Regions from separate parts of the Homo sapiens genome. Here region 2 is linked to region 1. A link is an interaction called in ENCODE POLR2A ChIA-PET data of the cell type or tissue named here. Cell type or tissue: A673. All regions are shown on one strand.

Region 1 (8,000 bases):
TTGCAACAGCCAAAGAGTGGGAACAACTCCAATGCCCAGCAACTGATGAATGAATCAATAAAACGTGGCATATATCATATGATGGAATATGATTGGGCTACAAGAAGAAATGAAGTGCTGACACACGCAACCACAAGAATGAACCACGAGAACGTTAAGTGGCAGAAGCTAAAATCACCAAAGACCACATCTTATGGGATTCCACGTAAATGTCCAGAATAGGCAAATCCACAGAGACAGGAAGGAGACAGGTGGTTGTCACAGGATAGGGGTTCAGGATGGGGACTGGGGGAAAACAGAAAGTGACTGCTAATAGGTACAGGGTAATAAAGGTGTTCCAAGCCGGGCTTAGTGGCTCACACCTGTCATCCCAGCACTTTGGGAGGCTGAGGCTGGAGGATCGCTTGAGCCCAGGAGTTTGAGACCAGCCTGGGTAACATAGCAAGATCCTCTCTCTACAAAAAATAAATAAATAAATAAGAACAAATTAAAAAATTAGCTGGGCGTGGTGGCTTGCATATCCCAGCTACCTGAGAGGCTGAGGTGGGAGGATGGCTTGAGCTCAGGAGGTAGAGGCCACAGTGAGCTGTGATCGTGCCACTGCACTCCAGCCTGTGCAACAGAGTGAGACCCTGTCTCAAAATAAATAAATAAATAAATAAATATATTCTAAAATTGATTGTGGTGATGGCTGCACAACTGTGTGTATATACTAAAAACCACTGGATTGTATAGTTTAAATGGGTAAATTATACGGTATGTGAATTGTATCTCCTAAAGCTGTTATATATACTATGTATGTTATTGTGGTGTTATGATAGCTGTCAGTTTTCGGGCTGGCCGTGGTGGCTCACACCTGTAATCCTAGCACTTTGGGAGGCCAAGGTGGGAGGATCACTTGAGCCTAGGGGTTTGAGACCAGCCTGGGCAACATAGTGAGACCATGTCTCTCTATTAAAAAAATACATATATATGTGTGTGTGTGTGTGTGTGTGTGTGTGTTTTCATCCACAGCTCCTGGCTTATGACTCCCATAGCCCTCCTTACGGTCTTTCATTAGAATTTTGGGTGTGTTGGGCCTCAGGGGCAGGCCTCTGCCTTCTCCTGCCCTCCTTTCACTCTAAAGTTCCCCCACCTTTCTGACCGTGGGTCTTAAGACCCTCCAAGAGAGGGTCCCACCCTACGCCCAAGGGAAGCAATGCTGATGCATGAAGCGTCCATGAAAACCTGAGGACAGGGTTCAGGGAGCTTCTGGATGGCTGAACACGGGGAGGTTCCTGGAGGGTGGCACCCAGGGAGGGCATGGAAGCTCCCGTCCCTTCACCGTTCCTCACCCTGCTCATCTCTTCATCTGTGTCCTTTGCAATATTCTTTATAATAAACCAGTCAATGTGTTACCCTGAGTTCTGTGAGCTGCTCCAGTGAATTGATTGAACCCAAAGAAGGGGTCATGGGAACTTGAAGCTAATCTGTCAGAAGTTCGTGAGGCCTAGACTTGTGACTGGTGTGTGTGGCGGAAGACAGCCTTGGGGACTGAGCCCTCAACCTGTGGGACCGGATGCTATCTCTGACTAGATCGTGTTGGAACTGAATTAGAGGACACCCAGCTGGTACCGCTGCTTGTTGGGTGGGGGAAAAACCCACGCATTTGGTCACAGAAGTCTTCTGTGTTGATGATGGCTGTCGTCTGAGAGCAGAGGAAAAACACAGTTTGAGGAGTTTTTCCCTACACAGTTATATATATGTATTATTGGACCTCACATCCATTAGGATGGCTATTATCAAAAAAACAGAAGATAACAAGTGTTGGCAAGGATATGGAGAAACTGGAACCCTCATGCACTGTGGGTGGGAATGTGAAATGGTGCATACGCTATGGGAAACTGGTGGTTCCCGAAAAAACTAAAAACAATGCATCTATTTGACAGCCCCAGAGCAGTTACTGTCTGCTAAGGTTTCCACTACAGATGCAAAAACAGCGTCCCTGTGCTTTCTCTCTGACTGCTTTCTGCTTTCTGTGGCAGCCGAGATTGAATAGAGGAATCCAGGAAAAACTACGGAGAGAGAATTTTTGCAACTCAAGAATAACCTTGTAAGCAGTGAAGAGCCTGTGTTACTCCAAGCAAGAACCTACAATTTGAGTTTACACGAGAAGTGTTGGGAAATATCCCCTACCATCCTCAGCTGGTTGATTACGCTTACAAAAGCTTAAAGGTTAAAACTAATTAAAAGAAGCCAGAGACTCTGGGGAGAAAAAAAAACATCAAAAAACCTAAGAATAGAATTGCCATATGATCCAGCACTTCCACTTCTGGGGATATACCCAAAAGAACCGAAAGCCAGACTCCACGTTTGTGTTACATGTATTTGGGGGGGAAAAATAAAGGCACCCTCCTTCCTCCCCTAGTCTCTCTATGCACCAAAACAAGAAGCTGGTGAATCACCTCCTTCTCGCAAGTGACCTCAGTATTCACCAGATCACTAGCTCATTCTCTGGAATTCCTTGTGTTAGCCCTCCTCTCTGTCATTCTCTCAGCCCCTCGTCTGTTCCCTGACTTATGCAATGGTCTGGAATGCCCTGCCACCTCTCTTTGCAAACATGCAGTCATGTCTCAGTCATGTTTTGGCTCAGACTGTACCTCAGAATCCTTCTTAACACAAAGCCCTAGGCAACACTCAATCCAAGGAAAACTGTTTGGTCTCCCCAGGTTAGAGGAGAACTTGGCAATCTTTTTGTTTTTTTAGACTTGGCAATCTTGATTCATATTTGGGGCTTAGACTTAGTGCCAAGATGGGAGGGCTGTGATGGAGCCTATCCCTGGTTCAGCCAGGGTCTTGTGGTATCTGGCATTATGGCCATGGGGAGTCCCCAGCTCCTTATAGGGAGTCACCACACCCAGAAGTGCCAAGAGCTTGGCTGGGAGAGGAAGAACAAGAACAGTGGGTGGCCAGATGGGGCTAAGGGACCCTGCTGGGTGTGACTCCCCTGTAGGCTGGGAGCAGCTCACCCACCTGGTTCTGATGCTCGAGGTGGGCAGGGCAGCCTCACCCATGCATTCCCAGCCCAGCTTTCCACCCTAGCCCCTCCCGCCCCACTCCCTAGGCCACTGCTGCCCAGATGGCTCCAATTATAGGGCTTTGTTTTGTTTCCATTTTCCCAAAATAAGCCTCTTCGTACTGAGCTCATTCTGCTTGGTCAGTGCCGGATGTGGGCCAGCTTGATTTTATGACTGTCCCGGTGTCATTCTTGATGGGCTTTATGTTCCAGCTGGCTGGAGAGGACACAGCTTGGCGCTCCTGCTGTTTGGCGTGGGCGGTGCGGGGCCCGGCCGGGGGAGGCTCTGCTGTGCCCAGCTGCTGGCTCAGCCAGCAGGTGAAGACTGGGAGGGGGGCGGGTGGGACCTCCATGTCTCCATGGGCACCAGCACCCCCTTCACCCCCTTCCTAGGCAGCCCCTTCTCTCTGGGGCTCCATGGACTCCTGAGTAGGAGGGCACCCAGGTTTTGAGCAGTGACTTTGGGCATGACACTGAGGAAGTCCTTCTGCTCCCTGAGCCTGACTCCTCACTAGTAAATGAAGTGTTTGGGGATCTCAGCCATACAGTGTGAGTAAAGTACTTGGCAAAGCACGTGGCACATAGCAGGTGCTCACTAAATGCTGGCTAGTGTGAAACAGAGACTCATCCAGGGATCATGACTTCCAGGCACACTTGGGACAATGTGATCCACACTGTCAGGACTGCCTGCTGTCTCCACTCTCTCACTGGATTATAAACTCCTTGAAGGTACAAATCCTGCCTCGAGTCTACTCATTCATCGGGCAAGCATTTATTGGGCACCTCTTGTGTGCTAGGTGCCATGCTCAGCTATAAGGATTCATGGCACCTGCCCCAAGGGGAGGTTACAGGTAGGGAGAGAGAGGCAGGTCTTGTTTTTGTTTGTTTGTTTGTTTGTTTTGAGACAAAGTCTCACTCTGTTGCCTAGGCTGGAGTGCAGTGGCGTGATCTTGGCTCACTTCAACCTCCGTCCCCTGGATTCAAGCCATTCTCCTGCCTCAGCCTCCTGAGTAGCAGGGATTACAAGCGTGCACCACCAAGCCTGGCTAATTTTTGTATTTCTGTAGAGATGGGATTTCACCATGTAGGCCAGGCTAGTCTCAAACTCCTGACCTCAAGTGATTTGCCTGCCTCGGCCTCCCAAAGTGCTGGGATTAGAGGCGTGAGCCACCGTGCCCAGATGAGACAGGCAGGTCTTTATAGAACAGGACAAAGTAGCCCAGGGAGGCTGTGGGAGCATCAACAAGGCGCTCAAACCTATGGTTCCAAGGATGAGCAGCCATTAGCCAGGGAAGGTGAGGAGAAGGTGCATTCCACACCAGGCAGGATGTTGGCAAAGCTGTGGCCACCTTGTGGTGAAGCCTGTAGTTCAGGCTGGCAGGAGCATGGAGAGGGAGGAGGTGGTGAGAAGTAAGTTTGGGGCATGTGGTCCAGTAAGCGGGTGGGATGAGCAGGGGTGCATGGGAGCTAGACAGGCGAGGAGAGCAGAGGGAACAGAATTCTAGACAGAGAGAACAGCATATTGGGCGGCCTGGAGGTGAGGGAAGCCAAGTACTCCCAAGCAGTGTCACCACCAGCTAACAGTCAAGGATGACATCTTGGCTCGGCTTTCCTGATAGGAACACAGCTGTCTCAATCACCCAGAAGCCTCATTGGCCCCTGGAGCTTGTGAGGGTCTGGGCTAGGGCTGCAGATTTTAATTCTCGTCGCTGTTTAAAAGATCTTGGGGGCCGGGCGCAGTGGCTCACACCTGTAATCCCAGCACTTTGGGAGGCCGAGGCAGGGGGATCACCTGAGCTCAGGAGTTCGAGACCACCCTGGGCAACATGGTGAAACCTCGTTTCTACTAAAATACAAAAAATTAGCCGGGCATGGTGGCATGCACCTGTAATCCCAGCTACACGGGAGGCTGAGGCATGAGAATCGCTCGAACGTAGGAGGCAGAGGTTGCAGTGAGCCGAGATCATGCCACTTCACTCCAGCTTGGGCTAGAGTGAGACTCCAACTCAAGAAAAAAAAAAAAAAAGATCTTGGGGCCACTCCTTTCCCAACCTTTTTGTTGCCTTTGGAAGAAACTTTTTCATCACAAAGGAGGGATTAAGCTGCTTTCTTTTATTTATGTATTTATTTATTTTTTGAGATGGAGTCTTGCTCTGTCGCCCAGGCTGGAGTGCAGTGGTGCGATCTCGGTTCACTGCAGCCTCTGCCTCCCGGGTTCCAGTGGTTCTCCTGCCTCAGACTCCTGGGTAGCTGGGATTACAGGCACACGCCACCACACCTGGCTAATTTTTGTATTTTTAGTAGAGACGGGGTTTTGCCATGTTGGCCAGGCTGGTCTCGAACTCTTGACCGAAGGTGATCCGCCCGCCTCAGCCTCCCAAAGTGCTGGGATTACAGGTGTGAACTACTGCACCTGGCCTTTTTTTTTTTTTTTTTTTTTTTTGAGACAGTCTTGCTGTCATCCAGGCTGCAGTGCAATGGCCCGATCTCGGCTCACTGCAACCTCTGCCTCCGGTTCAAGCGATTCTCCTGCCTCAGCCTCCCAAGTAGCTGGGATTACAGGCGCCCAACACAACGCTTGGTTAATTTTTTTTTTTTTTAATAGAGAAAGGGTTTCACCATGTTGGCTAGGCTGGTCTCGAACTCATGACCTCAAGTGATCCGCCGGCCTCGGCCTCCCAAAGTGCTGGGATTACAGGCGTAAGGACCGCACCCGGCCTCTAATTAACTCTTGTAACAAAAAGTCCCTGCCATGTCTCTGTGATATTGCTGCATCTTCTCTCACCTCCTGGTTTGGCAAGGACAGAAAAGCCGGGATGTTTCCTATCGCGTGAGGCCGCTCGTTTGCATGAACTCCCAGTGACTGCCTTTTTCCGATCACGCTTCTAGCTGCCAGCTACCTTTCAAGTGGCTCCAAGCTCCCCTCCCGAGAGGTGTCTGGCTGCTAGATGTTTACCAAGGAGTCTGCGCCGGTGACCCGCAGCAGCCCGCGCACAGCATCCTTTAGCGAATACACATCTGGGCCAGCCCCCCACCTCGTTCCAAGGCCCGAAGCCTCTGCTCCAAACAGGCGCAGACACCAGGCCGCCCCCAGATCCGGACCCTGTTTGCTCCGCACGCTTTCTTTTAAGGGGTTGGGAGTTACGGTGCCAAGCTGTGCTGCACCAGAACTTTGAAAAACATCTTAAAACAGAACATAGCAAGGCGGGTGCTTTTTAAAAAAAAAATCGTAGAAATGTGTTTTCTCCAGTTTTTAAATTAGAACAAGCTTCATGAGAGAATACTGGGAAAATGTAGAAACACGGAAAATGGAAGAAAAGTCACTGCAAGTCCTGAGGACAAACACGCTTACCAGTTTGATGTCTTTCTTTTTTTGCCTACTCTTTAGGGATTTTAAAATATAAATCTGATGATTCCACATATACCAACTTGTGTCTTTTTCTTCATTCAACATTTTGACTTAAGCGCTCCCTGTGTATTACAAACCCTTTGTCAGCTGTTGCACTGAATGGCTCCAATCACCATGAGAATTTATGTCCTACAATTTACTTAACTAGTCCCTTATGGTTCCCATTTTTCCCTACTATAAAGAACGCCTCGATGAATGTTTTCATGCATTAGGACCCTTCCCTTATTTGAATTCCCAGAAGTAGGATTCCTTTGCCAAAGGCCAGGAATATTCTTGTGGGTCTTCAACCATGTTGCCAAGCTGCCTTCCCACGGGGCTGACATGTACTTTTCCCCAAACCTTCTTTTATTGTGGTGAAATATGTATAACATGACATTTACCATCTTACCCATTTGCACAGCTCACATTGTTGTGCAACCTTCACCACCATCCATCTCCAGAACTCTTTCATCTTCCCAAACTGAAACTCTGTCCCCATGAAACAGTCACTCTCCATTGCCCCTCCCCCAGCCCCTGGCAACCAGCATTCTACCTTCTGTCTCTGTGGACTTGACTATCCCAGGGTGCCTCTCATATCAGCGGAACCCTACAGTATTTGTTCTTTTTTGGCTGGCTTCTTTCCCTTAGCATAATGTCCTCAGGGTTCGTCTATACTGTGGCTGTGTGAGAATCTCCTTTTTCAGGGCTGAGTAATATTCTACTGGATGGATGGACCACATTTGCTCTTGCTCATCATTCACCCCTCGGTGGACACTTAGGCTGCCTTGCCTTTGGCTATTGTGGAAATGCTGTTATGGGTCAGGTGCCGTGGCTCACGCCTGTATTCCCAGCACTTTGGGAGACAGAGGAGGGCAGATCACCTGAGGTCAGGAGTTCGAGACCAGTCTGGCCAACATGGTGAAACCCCGTAACTACAAAAAAATACAAAAAATTAGCTGGGTGTGGTGGCAGGAACCTGTAATCTCAGCTACTTGGGAGGCTGAAGCAGGAGAATCGCTTGAACCTGGGAGGTGGAGGTTGCAGTGAGCTGAGATCGCACCATTGCACTCCAGCCTGGGCGGTGGAGCGAGTCTCCGTCTCAAAAAAATAAAAAAGAAAAGAAAATGCTGCTATGCACACAGGGGCCCTTGCATAGCCTTTGCACACGGGGGCCCTTGCATGACATTCAGAGTGGTTGGTGTCAAGGCGGCTGCTCAAATTACCCAGTCGAGGGCTCAGGTGGAGACCGAGTCAGGGCGAGGGGTGCAGGTGGAGTCCTGGATGTCGACTATGATTCAAATAAGCAAAGCCAGGGCATGAGCTGGGGAAGGGCATGGCTGCTGGGAGGGCTTGCCCGGGGACAAGGGGCCACAGGGAAGGGAGGTAGACCAAGCAGCTGAAGCCTGGGCAAGGGAGAGCAGGGCAGGGCAGGGTTGGGCTGGGAGGACGGCGGCACTGCTGTGAACACCGTGGCTTAGGAGTACGGGAGGCACCTGCAAGGCTGGGGGCCCTTCATCCATGAATTCCTCACTCCCTTGCTCTGAGCGAGGAAACACA
Region 2 (8,000 bases), 290 kb after region 1:
TGGCGGGCGCCTGTAGTCCCAGCTACTCGGGAGGCTGAGGCAGGAGAATGGTGTGAACCCAGGTGGCGGAGCTTACAGTGAGCCGAGATTACGCCACTGCACTCCAGCCTGGGCAACGAGTGAGACTCTGTCTCAAAAAAAAAAAAAAAAAAAAAAGTGCTTTACAGCCAGGCGCAGTGGTGCACGCCTGTACTCACAGCTACCTGAGAGGCGGAGGCAGGAGAATCACCTGAGCCCAGGAATTCAAGACCATCCTGAGTAACACTGAGACCCTGCTACAAGAAAAAAAAATTTTTTTTTAACTTTACACATCCACAAGAGATATTCTTTGCAACCTAGGATGCTGCAAAATCACCAATGAAACAATAAATTACTATATGATACTGAAGAAATAGAAAGTACAAACATGCTGAATCTATTCACTACCAAGGCAAATCTGGGAGTTGTTTGTTTTGACTAAACTCTTGATACTGGGTTGGCTGCCTTTGTTTCTTTCTCTTAAAAGTGAACACGCCAAAACTCAATTCTGTTCAAGTGAAGGTTCCAATCAGTTTAGATATTACTGTAAATTCAGTCCCTACTAACTCACAGTTTGTACAGGAAGTAAACCAACCCAAGATCCAACTAAGCCAAAGAGCAAACAAGACAGGCATCCTCAGATTATGGCTCCATCCTCTTATTCTCATACAAATATCTCTATTAAAAACACTCCCCTTCTCTGTTTAGCAATTCTATTTCCTGTTTTCTACCTCTCAAGAATGAAATCTGAAGGAATTCTCTACTTTTTAAGATTTCGCAATTTCATCCCTCCTTGCTAATAACAATTCACCTAGCGACACTTGAGGAACAAGCCACGCTCCTGGCAGAAATTCAGTACTCTTAAAGGAGGACTTAAAGGTCATGCTAGCCTTTGCTCCTCTGAAGAACAGACGGACACAGTGAAAAAAAAAAAAACACTGTGCCTATAATGTTAGCTTCCCATATACATCCTAAAATGCGTGGGATCCACCAGACCCCCGGGATTTTACCACAAGCTGGGGAAAAGGTTTGTAACCTGAAGATGGTAACAGGGACAATATTCCCACTACAGCAGTATCCCAAGTGGATAGAACAAATTATGGCAGCACCAGAAACCTGGAGAAAGGAATAAGGACTTAAGCAGCTGTTAGTCATTTCCAGGAGAAAAACTAAATACACAGAGAAAATGAGTCCACCAGATTTGGTGAGAGGCCACAGGCAGCCACTGATATAAAAAAGATGAAAAGCAAGCTATTATAGATAAAGGATACTGCTGGCTCCACCAGGGGTCTCTCCACTGCTTAACAAAGAAGATCAGGTTGAGTAAATGTCCCCTTTCCTCAGCCGGTTCCCTGGACCCATTCCACACTGTTTATTCAAGCCATAACCATTCTCCCAAGCAGATGGCCAGTGGTGGTCCTCAGGAATATAAATTAGACACAAAGAGCCTTTTGTTGGCTATGTTGTTCCTGGCTCTCTTACCCCAGACTGACACAGTACCTGATACAGAACAGGCACTTAGTACTTGTTCAATGCCTGAACCTGCCAAACAAGTAGATTCAACTGCGTATTCACTAAGTAGCTAGTCTGTTAAAAAAAAATACTGTTCGATCCATGAAAATGTATAAACATGGTCTCCACTATCAAGGGACAAGTACTGAGTGTCAAAGAAAAATACAATTGGAAAAAAAAAAAGAATAGAGAAAGGTGAATTGGAAAGAAGCAGCAGGTATTTTGAAAGTTGAAAATTTGAAACAATTGACAGGAATCATTTAGCCTTTATCATTAACAGAAAAAAAAAAGTTTCCTGAAATAGCTTTCTTTCATCAATAAGAATTCTTTATATTCTATTATTCATTTCTAGGATCAAAGAAACCTATAGATTTAGTGCAATCAGAGAAGAAAATCCTTAAGGGTATTTCTGTTTGGGTATGGAAGCTGATAAAACCCACTCTAAAATGTATATGGAAATACAAAGGAGCAAGCCAAGACAATATTGAAGAACAAAACAGGAGGCCTTATTCTACCAGGCATTAAGATTTATTTTAAAGCTACAGTAATACATTGTAATACTGGTGCAAGGAAAGACAAACAAATTAACAGGAAGGAGTTCCCCAGCAGATCCACACGTACATGTATACCTGATTTACACAGCAGCAGATGTTCTTTTCAATTAAACAGCTAGGTCAATATGAGGGAAAAAATGAACCTTCGCCCCTACACAGAAAAAACAATTCCAGGCCAACTATAAACATGAGATGTAAGAGAGTGAAACTTCTTTGTGACCTTAGGGTAGACACAAAGATTTCTTACACAGACCACAAAAAAAGTACTAACCATAAAAGATTAAATTAGACTAAGTCAAAATTAAGGTTTATCAAAGACACCATTAAGAGAGTGAAAAAGCAGCCGGACGCAGTGGCTCACGTCTGTAACCCCAGCACTTTGGGAGGCCAAGGTGGGTGGATCACCTGAGGTTAGGAGTTCAAAACCAGCCTGGCCAACATGGTGAAACCCCTTCTCTATTAAAAACACAAAAACTAGCTGGGCATGGTGGTGGGCGCCTGTAATCCCAGCTACTCGGGGGACTGAGGCAGGAGAATCTCTTGAACCTGGGAGGCGGAGGTTGCAGTGAGCCGAGATCACACCACTGTAATCCAGCCTGAGTGACAGAGCAAGACTCTGTCTCAAAAAAAAAAAAAAAAAAAAAAAAAAGAGAGATAGAGTGAAAACGCACAATGGCTATAATTATGTAAATAAAGAGTGAAAAGGTGAACCACAAAGTGTAAGAAAATAGTCATAATAAATACACCCAACGAAGGACCTGTATTGAGAGTACACAGGCTAGGCACGGTAGCTCACACCTGTAATCCCAGCACTTTGGAAGGCCGAGGTGGGTGGATGGTTTGACCTCAGGAGTTTGAGACCAGCCTGGGCCACATGGTAAAACCCCAACTCTACAAAAAATGCCAAAATTAACCAGAAGTGGTGGCACACACCTATAGTCCCAGCTACTCAGGAGGATGAAGTTGGAGGACCGCTTGAGCCCAGGAGGTCAAGGTTGGAGTGAGCCGAGACTGTGCCACTGGACTCCAGCCTGGGCAACAGAATAAGACTCTGCCTCAAACAAAGAAAAAAAAAGGAAAAAAAATATAAATAACTCCTAAAAATCAATGAGGAATAAACATAAATAGAAAAATGGACAAAAGAGGTGAACTGGCAAGAGATACATAGGTACACATATATTCCAAATGGCCAGTAAACATATGAAAAGGTGCTTAACCTCATGAGTCATCAAAGAAGAGCAAATTAAGGCTGGGAGATACTACTGCACAACTACCTGCAAGGCTAACATTTAAAAGTCTGGCCGGAGGCTAGGCGCGGTGACTCACGCCTGTAATCCCAGCACTTTGGGAGGCCGAGGTGGGCGGATCACCTGAGGTTGGGCGTTCGAGACCAGCCTGATCAACACAGAGAAACCCCGTCTCTACTAAAAACACAAAATTAGCTGGGTTTGGTGGCACATGTCCATATTCCAGCTACTCGGGAGGCTGAGGCAGGGGAATCACTTGAACCCAGGAGGCGGAGGTAGCGGTCAGCTAAGATTGCACCATTGCACTCCAGCGTGGGCAACAAGAGCAGAATTCCATCTCAAAAAAAAAAAAAAGTCTGGCTGGGCGCAGTGGCTCACGCCTGTAATCCCAGCACTTTGGGGGGCCAAGGCAGGTGGATCACTTGAGGTCAGGAGTTCGGGACCAGCCTGGCCAACATGATGAAACCCTATCTACCAAAAATGCAAAAAAAAAAAAAAATAGCCTGGTGTGGTGGTGCATGCCTGTAGTCCCAGCTACACAGGAGGCTGAAGCAGGAGAATCGCTTGAACCCAGGAGGTGGAGGTTGCAGTGAGCCAAGATCACACCACTGCACTCCAGCCTGGGCGACAGAGTGAGACTCCATCTTAAAAAAAAAAAAAGAATATGCAGAATTGAACTTCTGCTTCTGTCCATAATGCAGTAAAAGTGGTATTAGATATCCTTTTGTCCTAAACAACTGTATGGCTGAATAAAATATTTGAGACGACTGTTTTCAGGCATTAGATGACAGGCAAGGCAAGGCAAGGCTGTGACCCTTGAGGAAAGAGAAAAACATAAGGTAAGTTGCATGTTGCTTCCAACTTCCTGCCTGGGGCACCTTCCCAAACACAGTGCAGGGAGATGAAACCTAAACTGACAGCAGCCATCTCTGTGAACTGAGGAAGCAAAGACTTGGATTTGAGGATGCTGAGGCAGGTAGAATTTGTAGGGCAAGAAATCTGAGAGAAGATGAGGGCATGGGTGGGGTGACAGAACACAGAGGTAGGCAGAAGAAGGTGGGAGGCATCCTGTGGGTCCATGGCTTCCAGATTCTATGCAGTTTAGCAGACAGCGGTGGCTGTGAGGCTGAGAACTGCACAGACACAGAGGTTTCACAGTGCTGGAAGACATTCAAGTACCAGTTCATCCAGGGTGGAGAGACTTTGCTGAGCACCTCTGTTATTTTGTTTCGACCCCAAAAAGGCCAAGCATTAAGTCTAAAGAGTACCCTCTATTCTAAGGGCCGGGTGTCTGGACCAAGGATAAACCCATACTAACAAAGCATAAAACCAAACCTGGCAGGGTCAAACTAACTTAACGACCAGTCACTTACAGTAATTTAAGTAACTACAGTAACCTAACTACTTGTCAAAACAAAATGAAAACTTCTTTAAAGAAAGATAACAAGATTGAGAATCCCTACAATATAACACCCACATGTCTGGCATACAATCAAAATTATTTAACATGCAAAAATGCAGGAAAATCTGACTCATAATGTACAGAAAAAGCAATCAATAAAAACAGACCCCAAGATGACTCAGATATTTAAATTAGCAGGCACGGTCTTTATTACAAATACCTTCTAGGATTTAGAGGAAAAGACAGGTCTAATGAATGAAAACATGGTGAATCTCAGCAGAAAAATACAAACTATAAAAAAAAAAAACAGGCTGGGCGCAGTGGCTCATGCCTGTAATCCCAGCACTTTGGGAGGCTGAGGCGGGTGGATCACAAGGTCAGGAGATTGAGACCATCCTGGCTAACACGGTGAAACTCCGTCTCTTCTAAAAAAACATACAAAAAAATTAGCCGGGCGTGGTGGCAGGCGCCTGTAGTCCCAGCTACTCAGGAGGCTGAGGCAGGAGAATGGCATGAACCCAGGAGGTGGAGCTTGTAGTGAGCCAAGATCACTCCACTGCACTCCAGCCTGGGCGACAGAGCAAAACACTGTCTCAAAAAAAAAGGAAAGAAAAGAAAAAAAAAAAAAACCAGCCAGGTACAGTGGCTCACACCTGTAATCCCAGCACTTTGGGAGGCGTAGGAGGGCAGATTGCTTGAGCTCAGGAGTTCAAGACCAGCCTGGGTAACATGATGAAACCCCGTCTCCACAAAAAAAAAAAAAAAAAATCAGCTGGACATGGTGGCGCATGCCCATAGTCCCAGCTACTCAGGAGGCTGAGGTGGGAGAACAGCTTGAGTCTGGGAGACGGAGGTTGCAGTGAGCTATGATTGCCACTGCACTCCAGCCTGAGTGACAGAGTGAGATCTTGTCTCCAAAAAACAAACAAACAAAAAAAGAGGCAAAAACTGAGAGTATTTATAGTTATATTTTCATTCTAAATATTGTTCCTTTTCTAAATATTCTACCTTTTCTTTTTCTTCATTAGTCTTACCAGAAGTGTGCCTAGATCAATAATATTTTTCAAAGTTAGCTTTTGGTTTTATTGATCATTTCCATTCTTAATTTGTTTTTATTTTTATTATTCTCTTCTGTGTACTGTGGGATTACTTTGGTTCTCTGGCTTCTTGAGTTACATGCTTAGTTCTCTTGTTCTTGTTCAGTCTTTCCTGTTTCCTAATAAATGCTTTTTTTTGGGGGGGGGGGGCGGTGTCTCACTCTGTCACCCAGGCTGGAGTGCAATGGCGCGATCTCGGCTCACTGCAACCTCTGTACCCCGGGTTCAAGGGATTATCCTGCCTCAGCCTCCCGAGTAGCTATAGGCAGCTGCCACCAAGCCCAGCTAATTTTTGTATTTTTAGTAAGAGACAGGGTTTCACCATCTTGGCCAGGCTGGTCTTGAACGCCTGAACTTGTGATCCACCCACCTCAGCCTCCCAAATTGCTGGGATTACAGGCGTGTGCCACCACGCCCGGCGGAATAAATGCTTTTAAGAGTAAAAGAAGTGATAGAATTAAAGGAAAAAATAAACGAATATATCATTATAGCTGTTGATCTTCAGCATCACTCTCTCAGTAAAAAAGAGAGATACCGCCAGGCACAGTGGCTCACACCTGTAATCCCAGCACTTTGGGAGGCCCAGGAGGGCAGATTGCTTGAGCTCAGGAGTTCAAGACCAGCCTGGGTAACATGGTGAAACCTTGTCTCTACAAAAAAAAAAAAACCTCAGCAAAGCTATAGATGAAGTAAGTACAAAATAAAAAGTAAGAATATAGAAGATGTTTAAACAAAAGCATGAAACAACTTGATTTATAGAAAACTACATGCAACAACACAAACTTTTTTCAACTACAAATGGAACATTCACTAAGACAGGTTATATGCTGGGCCATAAAATTAGTCTTGGTAAATGTCAGAAGACTGAAATTCTACAGAAGATGTTCTCTGACCACAATGAAATTAAATTAGAAACCAAGATATCTAGAATTCCCAAATACTTGGAAATCAAACACTTTGATAATAACACATGAAAACTTATGTGATGAACTTATGTGATAGAGCTAACGCAGTGTTTAGTAGGAAATACACAGCTTTAAATGCCTATGTTGGACAAGAAGGGTTTGGAATCGATCTAAATTTCTACTTTAAGAAGCTAGAAATAAAGAACAAATTAAACCCAAAGTAGGCTGGGTGCAGTGGCTCACGCCTATAATCCCAGCACTTCAGGAGGCCAAGGCAGGAGGATCGCTTGAAGCCAGGAGTTTGAGACCATCCTGGGCAACATAGCAAGACCCTATCTCTACAAAAAAAAATTTTTTTAAGTAAAAGAAAGAAAATAAAGAGCAGAAATCAATAAAATGGAAAACAATTGAGAAAGTTAACAAATTTTTTTTGAAAAGATTAATAAAATTGGTAAACCCTCAGCAAAACTAACTGAAAAGGTGTGTGTGAGAGAGAAACAGAGAGAAAAAACACAAATTACCAATGTGAGGAATGGAAAAAGCATATCACCACAGACCCTATAGACATTAAAAGGATAACAAGGGAATATTAAAAACAAAAACAAGGGAAACTAATCGATGGTGCTAAAACGTAAGACAGTAGTTATCTCTGAGGAGGAGGAAGGCAGGAGTGAAACTGGAAGGGGGCACAAGGCTTTCTGAGGTGTGCTCACAATTTTCTACTTCTTAAGCAAGATAGTGGAATGCAGAGGTATTCATTTGTGATCATTCATCAAGCTGTACATTCAATTTGTGCCCCTTTCTGTATGCATATTACACTTTTTTAAAAAAAATATTAAAATATCAGGTCGCGCAAGGGAGCTCAATCCTGTAATCTTAACACTTTGGGAGGTTGAGGCAGGAGTATCACCTGAGCCCAGGAGTTCAAGACCAGCTTAGACACCATAGCAAGACTCTGTCTCTATAAATTTTTTTTTTAAATTAGCCAGGTGTGGTAGTGCACACCTGTGGTCCCAGCTACTCGAGAGGCTGAGGTGGGAGGACTGCCTGAGCCCGGGAGGTCAAGGTTGTAGCAAGCTTGAACTCCTGGGCTCAGGCAATCACACCACTGCACTCCAGTCTGGGAGACAGAGTGAGACTGTCTCAAAAAAAAAAAAAAAAAAAAAAAAAAACCACCATACACAAGTTCCACCAACAGATGGACAAAATTTGGTGTGTATATATATATACACACACAATGGGATATTATTCAGCCTTAAAAAAGA

The links. Peaks named below come from ENCODE experiments on the same cell type or tissue, not always from the same donor. Only the 100,000 strongest peaks of a DNase experiment are listed, where the experiment ranks them.
Region 2: POLR2A ChIA-PET joins it to region 1 with 12 read pairs; 3 of 35 experiments call an interaction of 5 or more read pairs at or near these places.

The regions. Positions count from the first base shown.
Region 1 is chr9:131,015,218-131,023,217 of GRCh38, reverse strand. The region is part of intron 1 of LAMC3 (laminin subunit gamma 3); the gene reads right to left. It also overlaps the pseudogene LOC124900284. Among named protein-coding and RNA genes, the nearest start is that of LAMC3, 10 kb to the right of the region's middle. RefSeq lists a silencer at 3,985-4,172 and an enhancer at 6,016-6,587. In A673, a CTCF peak has its summit at 4,405 (motif pointing left); a DNase peak (open chromatin) is centred at 3,197.
Region 2 is chr9:130,725,732-130,733,731 of GRCh38, reverse strand. It overlaps a transcript of ABL1 not described here. Among named protein-coding and RNA genes, the nearest start is that of EXOSC2, 36 kb to the right of the region's middle. RefSeq lists enhancers at 2,564-3,400, 3,401-4,237. In A673, a CTCF peak has its summit at 1,300 (motif pointing right); a DNase peak (open chromatin) is centred at 4,821.